2 separate regions of the Homo sapiens genome follow, and region 2 is linked to region 1. A link is a loop called in an ENCODE intact Hi-C map of the cell type or tissue named here. Cell type or tissue: heart right ventricle. All regions are shown on one strand. Each heading gives the region's core, and the rest is flanking DNA. Links, peaks and the distances in the headings are about the cores only. Region 1 has its middle 28 kb from the start of C5orf46. Region 2 overlaps SCGB3A2 (secretoglobin family 3A member 2).

Region 1 (5,389 bases), core at 109-5,108:
GTAGAATGACTACACAATGAACCAATCAAAAATAATAACTACAACAACTTTTCAAGACATAGACTGTACAATACAATGTAAATAGAGACAACAAAAAGTTAAAAAGCGGGGGATAAAGTTAAGGTGTAGAGTATTTATTAGGTTATTTGGCTTGTTTGTTTGTTTATGCAAATCATGTTAGGTTGTTATCAGCTTAAAATAATGGGTTATAAGATAGTATGTTCTGGCCTCATGGTAACCTCAAACCAAAATACATACAATGGATACACGAAAGATAAAAAGCAAGAAACTAAATCATGTCTTCAGAGAAAATCATCTTCACTAAAAGGAAGACAGAAAGGAAAGAAATAAGGAAGAGAAGATCACAAAACAACTGGAAAAGAAATAACAAAACGGCAGGAGTAAATCCTTATTTATGAACAATAATATGGAATGTAAATCAACTAAATCTCCAATCAAAACACAGACTGGCTGAATGAATTTAAAAAAAAAAACATAATCTGTTGCCTCCAAGAAACACACTTAACCTATAAAGACACACACAGACTGAAAATAAAGGGATGAAAAAAAAAGATATTCCATGCCAGTGGAAACCAAAAAAGAGCGAGAATAGCTATACTTCTACCCGATAAAATAAATTTCAGTGTTCATGTAAGTGTAAATTAATACAGCCACTATGGAAAATGTTATGGAGATTTCTCAAGAAACCAAACATAGAACTACTATATAATCTGCCAATCCCACTATTGGATACTTATACCAAGGAAAAGAAATCAGTATATCAAAGCGATATGTGCACCCATATGTCTATTGCAGCACTAGTACAACAGCAAAGATATGAAATCAACCTCAATGTCTATCAATGGACAAACTGATTTTAAAAATGTGGAATATATACATAATAGAATACTATTCAGCCGTTTAAAAACTATGAAATCCTGTCATTTGCAGCAAAATGGATGGAACTGGAGATTACTATGTTCAGTGAAATAAGCCAGTCACAAAAAGACAAATATCACATGTTCTCACTAATATGTGAAAACTAAAAAAGTTGATCTTATGGAGGTATAGCATAGAATTATAGATACTAGAGGCTGAGAAGGCATGTGAGGGCAGGGAGATGGAAAACATTTCAGTAACGGATATAAACATATGGTTAGATTGAAGATATAAGTTCTAATGTTGTTTGCCCATTTTTTTTTTTTTTTTGAGATGGAGTCATGCTCTGTTGCCCAGGCTGGAGTGCAATGGCACGATCTTGGCTTACTGCAACCTCCGCCTCCCAGGTTCAAGCGATTCTCCTGCCTCAGCCTCCCAAGTAGCTGGGATTACAGGTGCCTGCCACCATGCCTGGCTAATTTTTTGTATTTTTACTAGAGATAGGGTTTCACCATGTTGGCCAGGCTGGTCTCGAACTCCTGACCTCAGGTGATCTGCCTGCCTCAGCCTCCCAAAGTGTTGGGATTACAGGCATGAGCCACCACTTTTTCATAGGGTGACTATAGTTAGCAAAAATGTATTGTATATTTTAAAGTAGCTAGAAGAGAGTACTTGAAATGTTCCCAACACACACACACACTCTCTCTCTCTCTCTCTCTCACACACACACACACACACACACACACACACAGTTTTCTCCCTATAAAATATGATTTCCAGGCCCAATCCTCTCACAAGCATCCTAGAGCAGTAAAGATTTCACATAGTGACATCAGACTTGAGTTTGATTCCACCTTTACTATTCATTCACCATGAGACTGGACAAATTAGTTAACCTCAGAGTCTCAGTTTCCTCATCTGTGCATTGAATATAGAAACAGTATTCAATAAAAAGGGCTGTGGGGAGCATTAAAGAAAATACTTCATGTAAAGAACATAGAACAGCATCTACTAATCTTCCACAAGGTAGACATTCAGTAAATACTAACCATTTTTATATTTTCAATATTATTACTACTTGTTATTATGATTGCTCTTATTTAGCAACCTAGTTTTATTTGTCAATGCTCCTCAAATTGTAATATACATCATAGTAGTAGCTCCATGTGTTCAATAAAGTCAGGCACCATGAGGTTGGTAGATTACCCCCATTTACAGATGAAAAAAACTGAGACAGATTAAGTAGCTGGCTCAAAGTATATGACAAAGAAGGAATCCTAATCCAAGAATTCTGACCCATGCAGGATTGCAACATCTGAATTATGCCGTTTTGATCGTTATTTCCACAAGATGGCGATCAACAATAGAGAATGGCTTGTCCTCCTACACCCTCTTAATAAATCAAAATGATGTCCCATGGTGGTTAGTCAGTACTTAACCCTTATTAAAAAGGCATTTTCTTGCAGGAGAGCTTTCAGTATTTAAGGAAACTAAATATTTGGAGATAAAAGATATATACTTAAATAAGGATACTTGTAGCCAGTATTAAAGAGGTTTGTTCAGTAGAAATTTAGAGCACAAGATAGGCGCTTGAAGAAAATGTGAAGGAAAAACCCTTGTGAAAAGTAATCAAAAAATAAGCAGCTTCCGACAACTACTCCACAACTGGAGTCGTAATATACACTTCACATCCCCATATCCACAATTCAGTCATTCCTTTGGACAGATGAAAACAAAATTGCAGCTGGGCGCAGGGCTCATGCCTGTAATCCTAGCACCTTGGGAGGCTGAGGCGGGCAGATCACCTGAGGTCAAGAGTTCGAGACCAGCCTGGCCAATATGGCGAAACCCCATCTCTACTAAAAATACAAAAATTAGCTGGGTGTGGTGGCAGGCACCTGTAATCCCAGCTACTCAGGAGCCTGAGGCAGGATAATCACTTGAATCCTGGAGGCAGAGGTTGCAGTGAGCCCAGATCACACCATTGCACTCCAGCCTGGGCAACAGGAGCATAACTGTGTCAAAAAAAAAAAAAAAAAAAAAAAAAGAAAGGGAGAAAGGAAACAAAATTGCAATGAATTTAAACTATGCACATATAAACCTGTAAGTATTTATTGTCTTCTACCCTTCCCCAATGTATTAATGAGAATTCTGCATTTTCAGCATTTCCTACTATGCCTCAATTCTTTCCCACCTTCAGAAGATGAATTTCAGCCACTCCAGTTCGTCTCTGGCCAATTTTTGACATAGAATTGGCAAATGAGCAGAGAGACAAATTGAAAAGTAAAGAGATGGAATTTTTATCAGAAAGACACATATTTAGTCAATTAAAAGCTGAGATATGGAAGCTGAAAGACAAGAGATGAGAAGAAAAATGAAGAGTCACTAAGGTTCGTTTTCTTTGGTTGTTTTGTTTTTGTTAATCAAGTTGAGTTTTTATGTGATAGAGAAGGTTTAAAGAAAAGGTTTGGAGTGGCTTCAGAGTATAAGAGATATGAGGATTGGAGGAATCAGGAAAAGGGGGATGGTCAGAAGATTTCAGTTATAAATTATATCCCTGTTAATCTTTGCCAGGAGATTCAAGAAAAGATTTGAATCACCTTTAATTACTTTAAATATCAGGTTTGGTTTCTTTGAAGTTGAATGCACAAGAACTCCAGGCAGCTGGAGCTCCCAGGTTTTTCTCGTTACAGCAACACTTGGAGGCATCCACATATGCACACACCGTGCTGGCATGAAGGGTACCTAAAACAATACTGCTTTTGCTCCTTCCTGCTCCAAAGCAGAAGCTAGAAAATAAATTATTTTCAATATGCTAATAAACTAATATTAAGCATATGTTCCCTTGCCACTTTAAAGTATGTAATATAAATATAAATCCCTTATACATCTGCTGCTCTCTATAATTTTCAAACGTCTCTTTAATCTCATTTGAACTTCGCAACATTCCTGGAAAGCAAACAAGGGTCATTATCACCATTTTATAAGATGCGGGAAGAGAAGTTCATAGAAGTTGCATGGGTTGCACAAAGTCACCCAGTCACTAAGTGGCAGAGCTGGATTTTAACTTTGGTCTCTCACTGCAAGTTCACTAGGCTCCACACCGCTCAAACGTACTTCAAATACTCCTTCATGGAGAGTTCTATGTATGTATAGGCAAAACCAATGGGCCTAAAGCTTGAAGATCTTGGTTCCAGTCCTGCCCTTTCTATAATGTTGGGTAAGTCGTTTTTCTGCTCTGTGCCTGTTTATCAACTTCTTCAGCTGTGCGTGTTTTAGAAGTAAAATATTTTACTTCGTAATGATATTAGCTATTATTACTAAGGCTTATTTAAGATAGGCACCTCTGTTAGGTATACAGATTTATCATCCATTTAATCTTCATAACCTAGCAAATTTTCGGAGAAGTTAAAATAATTTTCCCAAGCTGTCAAATAGCAGAACCAGGATTTGCATACAGGTCAGAAAGATTCTATTTTCATAGTACTAAATTGCCTAAAAATCTCTGTTGAATTATGAAAATATGTGAGTGGCTATGAGGCTTTCTTCTCTCAGGCATGATGCTGACTTGGCATACTTAGTGTACATACTAATTTGTTAAATGAAAGTTATAATAATAATGACAATAATATAAAAATAAAAGCAGTAGCAAATTGTATTAAGTGCTGTCTATAAATCAATTGCTAAGCACATAAAATTATATAAAGTATATGCACTATCATATTTAATCCTTGAAGCAGCTTTATGTGGTAGGTGCTTTTATTATCCACATTTTAAAAAATAGCAAACCAAGAACTAAAAGGAATAAATTTCTCTACCCTATTCAGTAAGTTGTAGAGCTTGAGTTTACATCTGGGTTTGTCTTCCACAGAATCTATGTTCTTAACAACTGCCTTGTACTTTCTGAATAAGTGGGGCTTTTCTGTGGCCCCTGTACCTGAGCCCTTGTCTTGAATTTATGTGGGTAGAAGATCCTCTCCTCTGAATGTGAGCAGAGGCCCCTCCTCTCTAACCTCAGTGCCCATTTCTCCATGCCTAACCCCTCTCCTCTGCTGTATCTCCTGCCCTAAATTGTTGATGCATCGCCTCTTCCTTCCTTTCCCACTGCACTAAACTAGAATATACTTATTTATACAGTTTCTATTCCATTTATAGTACGAAGAAAAATAAGCTTGAGACATTAGAACTTGATAAGACATATTTCTCTTCACAATAAAGGCTTGAGAACTTTACGTGAGAGAACAATCACAAATTACCAGTTGTGACAAGCTTCAGGCATCATTCTGGATTGTGTCCATATTTCTGAAATCAACACTCTAAGCAAGTGGTACAGGTTTGGGTACTTAATCTAAGTAAGTAGTAGGCCCTTGTTGAACTAAATACAGGACATCCCAGTCCTTAAACTGGGAGAGAAAGGCCAGCTTTCACTGGAGAAAACCCAGTTTCCAACTGAAACAAGAAGACAAACACTAGAGTTTGCCTCTAAAATTCATGAACACCAACTCACAAC
Region 2 (5,389 bases), core at 188-5,187, 52 kb after region 1:
CAGTTTTTGGCTACTAAAATAAAATTGTTATGACCATTTGTGTACAGGTTTTTGCATAAATATAAGTTTTTGTTTCTCTGGGATAAATGCCCAAGAGTACAATTGCTGGGTTTTATGGTAGTTGCATGTTTAGTTTTTTAACAAAATGTCAAACTATTTTACCAGAGTAGCTGTACTGTTTTACTTTCACACCAGCAATGTGTGAGTGATCCAGCTTGTCTACATCCTCACCAGCATTTGGTGTTGTCACTTTTATGATAATGTTTATCATCAGTTTCTGCCTGCCTTCCCAAACATAATTTGTCCCCAGATTCCTTCTTAATCCCTCTGTTTGATACACCCCTGGAAAAAAAACCTTCCAACCCAGTAAACTGTCAGATTACTGCTATTACTCAGAGTACAATGGCAGAGAACTTTATCCCCAATCTTTTCCATTTAATACCTTAGTGAAGACATAGAGAGGCATCCTTCTCAAATATGCAAAACACTGGGAGAGAGAGAGCAATGAAAGGCTTAATAATATGACTAGTGGAACAAAACAAAGGGGCCAACCCAATCAGATACAACTTAACAGAAACAATCCCATTTATTCAACAGAACCAACACCGACTATCTTCAGGCTCTGTGCGATGTGCTGAGGATACAGACATGTACATTAGAGTCACTAACCATTTAACTTGACAGTCTAGAAAAGAGACTTTGAAATAAGTATGAAAACAAATACGTTTAAACTTATATTATTAATGTGTCTATTGATTTAACATAGTGTCTGACTCTTTTTTTTTCAATCAGCATTAAAAAACTATGGATGAATTTGAAGTTGGGGAATAATTCCTGTATTTTAGGAAGTCTCCTTCTGTGTATGGATGATGGATTAGAAGGGGACCTTTGGGAATACAAAAGTCACTTGAGAGATTAACACAGTAGTTTGAAGGGAAATGACAAGATCTGCAGCTGGGAACAGTGGCTCATGCCTCTAATCCCAGCACTCTGGGAAGCTGAGGCAGGAGGATCGCTTGTGCCCAGGAGTTCAAGACTAGCCTGGGCAACATGGTATCTAAAAAAATACAAAAAACATTAGCCAGGCATGATGGTATGTGCCTATAGTCCTAGCTACTCAGGAGGCTGAGGTGGGAGGATCACCTGAACCCAGGAGGTCCAGGCTGCAGTGAGCTGTGATGGCACTATAGCACTTCAAAAAAAGAAAAGAAAGAAAGAAAGAAGAGAGAGAGAGAGAGAAAGAAAGAAAAAAGAAAGAAGAAAGAAAGAAAGTAAGTTTTAGGAACAGTACCAGTGGTGATCATGAAAAATGTGTGCAATAGTTGTGAAAAGGGTTGATAAGGCTTGCTTACCAATCAGAAAGGAGGCTGATGACAGAGAGTACTTAGGATTATTCCCAAGTTTCTGTCTCAGGCAACCACTAAAATGTCTGTGCTGTAAACTGAATAGCAAATTAAAACATAGGAGTGGGTTTTGAAAGAGAGACAATGAGTTCAGGTAAAAATGTTTGAGTTGAACCTAAAAAAGAGCATCCCTTGGAGGTGTCTTATAGGTAACTAAATCTCTTCTTTAAAAAAAAAAAAAAGGTATAGATTGTAGCCATAGATTTTAGAGTTCCTAACATAAAGATTATATTGGCGTCCATGGTAGTACATAAGATTCTCCAATAAAGGTTATACACAGAGTAAAAATAGAAGGGGAATCAAGTTTAGTATCTTTGGAGGTATCAATGTCCAAGGGAAGTCAAAAATAATAAGGGCCATTTAAAGAAACTGAAAAATAGTGGTCAAATAGCAGAAAACTAAGGTAGGCGGAAAGATGGCATGTAATTCAATAGAAAAGAAAATTGCAAGTATGAGAGTCATCTAAGGTGACAATTACTTTGAAGTCATCAAGTAATGTGGTCAATTACATTACATTAATCATATTTGGCACTGCTCTTTCCTATAGGATAATTATACATCCCCTTCCTAAAGAAGTCAAACATGGTCAAATGACTTGCTCTGGCCAATTAAACATGATTGGAAGTCATATACTTCACTTTTAAGAAGAAGCTTTAAGAGTTAGCTCATTGTTCACCAAGTTCTCTTTCCCTGTAAACATAAGCAAAATGCACAAGAGAGACTATTCCATCAGCTCCTGTATAGAATTCATAAAACATTGATCATAGCTACAGCCAACCAAAGATGGCCACATACTGTGAGGAACAAGTGACACACTGTGCACGTAAGCCACTGAGATTTGGGATTATTTATTACTGCAGCTGGGCAACCTAATCTATCATTATAGGCATAGGTAAAATAAGGAAATAAAGTAGGAAATTTCACAGAGTGAAAGCTATTTTAGTTGCCAAAAAATGGAAGTCAAGCAATGGAAGGAAATTAAGATAATATCCCTAGAGATAACATTTAACATCATCTTAGTCAGAAACCAATTAAGAAACAGAAACTACTCAAAGTACTTACAACAGAAGGAATGTAATGCAAAGAATTGATTGAATAGACATTAGAAGAGCTAAAAGTCAAGTAGGTGATGGTAAGGCACCCAGAAACTGACAACAGGAGGAAACCACTAACTTCAGCTGGAGAGAAAAAGAAAGGAGGTGGTGTAACCAGAGCCCAGAGGCTGGACTCACCCAGCAAAAGCTGGGACCAAGGCAGGCCTATCTAGCAGGACCTGGAGCTCAGACGTGGTACAGTCATTTCCAGAGACTTCTCCCTAATACAGAGCCAGAAAGGGTCATACAATAGTTTTCCTCTTTTCCTACTTCCTATCTACTGCCTGCGCCTCCCAGGGGCAGAACCTAGCCCAAATGTCAGCTGATTTGGGAACCTGAGAAATGCAAGCTGCAGCAATCAGTATCATGTTTCCTGTCCTGCCTCAACACACAGCAGAGCAGAGCAGAGCAGAACAGGGGAAGTGGAGGAAATGGACCTGACAGCAAACAGTCCAAAGACTGACACAGGCCAGGTCTGAAGGTCGATGGTGGCAGACATTCTAGGTAGGAAGAAACTTGATTTTTCATTAAGGTGTAAGAGTGTTAGAGGGAAAAGGATTTAGTTATCTGTTCAGTGTGGCTGGAGTAGAGCGCATGTGAAGAAAGGAATGTAGATAAGAAGACTAGACGTGTAACCAAAAGCCAGATCATGAACAGCCTTGCATGCCATGCTCAGAAGCTTGAAATCTGCTCTACAGGCCGTCATGATATTACCAGAATAATTCCTTGGAAAGATAATTCTGTCATCACTGTAGATGACAGAGTAAAGGAAAGAAAAGATAGTTCATCACCCATTTGCCTAAGGATGATGTAGTAAAGGCCTAACTTGGTGGAAGGATTGGTGAAAGCTATTGAGTGGCCATAGCTTAACTACAAACTTAAGAACTAGCATTCTAGTGAAACAGAAGCCAAACCAATGAAGTTAGTAAGATGCTAGTCTTATCAGACAATATTTTGAAAATTATTTTTTCATTTTTTAAATGTAAAAATTTATTTAGGATGGGGGATAGGAAAGTGAAGGGTCTGAAAACACCGTGAGATAAAACATTTGGGAAAAATAGAGATGTTTAAATTAGAGATAAGGAAAGGAGAAGGAATGATTATGTCTTACTTAAGATTCCAGGTTTTCTTTATAAAAACAGGCTCTCTCGAGTTTATGAACCAAGGGAAAACTAATCTGGATACGTCCTTCTGAATAGAGTCCCCAGAAATAAAAATAGGACGACTGAAAATGTATTCATTGCTTTATTTGTCCTTTTCACGGGTCACTACATTTTAGGGCATTTGATCTATAATTGGTAGAACAGGTTTCAGGCAGGGAGGATAGGAGCATCATCTTCCATCCCCATCCACCTCCGCTCTTTATCTTGATGTCACACCAAGTGTGATAGCGCCTCCTGAAATGTAGAAGGACAACAAAATTTAGAGCAGCTTACATGTAATTCGCATGTTTCAAAACATATTCACTTCCAGTGTCCTGTTTGGCCACTATTTTACTGATGGGGAAACAAAAACTCAGAGTGATTACGTCTCATCCAAAATCACGAAGGTGGTAAATGGTATTGTCACAACTATAACACATGTCACTATCATTCAAAAACCCTTCCCAGAAATGTAGAAATTGTATTTTTCCTGAGATTCCAGGATGTGCAAACTTCCTATGAATATAATCAGTAAAGTGGAAATGCACATTTACAAGGGACAAGAAGAGGAGCTAGACATTCAGGGTGAGTATGCCTCCCCTTTGGCAGATTAGCCTCCCAAGCTGTGGTTACCAGCAGTTTCTTCACAGCTTCAGAAGCCTCTGGTCCCAGCTCATTTACACACTTCCTTAGCCCCTCCACAAGGTGCTCAACAGAAATGCCCAGAGTTTTCAGAAGAAGCTTTAATGGATCCATAAAGGGAAGAATGTTGTCCAGAGGTAAAGGTGCCAACTTGTCAACAGGAAGGGGCACTTTGTTGATGAGGAAGGCAGTAGCTGCAGGAAAAAGAGAAACCAGGTGAGACAGGCACATCTGGGCCCAGACTATGACCTCATCTTCTTTCCCTGTGTCCATCAATAGCTCCATTCCAGATCCACTCATCTTACTTCCATTGAAAACTTCTACCTCTGGCCCTTTGCACCTGCTGTTCCATCTCCCTAGAACTTTTTTTCCTTAGCTAGCTACTTACCTTTCTTTCTCACATTATTTGGTCTCTCTTCAAATATTACCTCCTCGGAGAAGCCTGCAATGGCCATAGTCACTCTCCGTCATTTATTTTTTCTTACCATTACCTAAAAAAAGCAACTCTTCATTTGCTGTTTTTATTGTCTTTATTTTCTCATTAGAATGGAGGCTCCATGAGAACAAGGAATGTGTGTTTTTTCGCTAATGCACCCATGCCTACAACTGACCCTGGCAGCGTAAGCATTCAACAGATCATTGTGATTGTCTGAAGGCGATGGTATTTTGTATGTGACTGTCTCCACAGCTCACAGCTTTGAGGCTAAAGGAGAGATGCTATAGTGAATCTCCACATAAAGACAGGAATGGACCCAACCACAGCCCAAGAAACTGCTCCCAACCAATTCAACTCAACGCTACAAACATAATTGAGCACCAACTCTATCTAGTCTGTGCAGATACATAGACAAATAAGACAAGGATGCCCATTCAGAGACTTCACACAGTCCAGTTGGTGATAGAAGATCTGTGTATGCCACAGTGTAGCATGTGCTATGCTAACATTATGGACAAAGCTCCATGGAAACACAAGAAAGGGATGACTAATTCTAACATGAAAGAGTGCTGCAGGAATTTTCCAGAAGTGCTGTTAGAGCTATGTCTTGAGGCAAATGTCAGGATCATAAGGTAAAGAAGAGGAGAAGCATTTTAGAAACATGACCAATAA

The links. A loop is a pair of places that touch in the nucleus more often than their neighbours do. Peaks named below come from ENCODE experiments on the same cell type or tissue, not always from the same donor. Only the 100,000 strongest peaks of a DNase experiment are listed, where the experiment ranks them.
Region 2: it touches region 1 in a loop (6-fold over the local background); 66 of 110 quality-filtered maps call a loop at or near these places.

The regions. Positions count from the first base shown.
Region 1 is chr5:147,932,080-147,937,468 of GRCh38, reverse strand. No RefSeq gene overlaps it. Among named protein-coding and RNA genes, the nearest start is that of C5orf46, 28 kb to the right of the region's middle. In heart right ventricle, for the core only: a CTCF peak has its summit at 2,231 (motif pointing right); no DNase peak of the experiment used is centred there.
Region 2 is chr5:147,880,532-147,885,920 of GRCh38, reverse strand. SCGB3A2 (secretoglobin family 3A member 2) reads right to left here. Exons shown (of 3, transcript NM_054023.5): 2 at 4,273-4,475; 3 at 3,730-3,894. The coding sequence ends at 3,871. It also overlaps a transcript of C5orf46 not described here. Among named protein-coding and RNA genes, the nearest start is that of SCGB3A2, 4.5 kb to the right of the region's middle. In heart right ventricle, for the core only: no CTCF peak of the experiment used is centred there; a DNase peak (open chromatin) is centred at 2,865.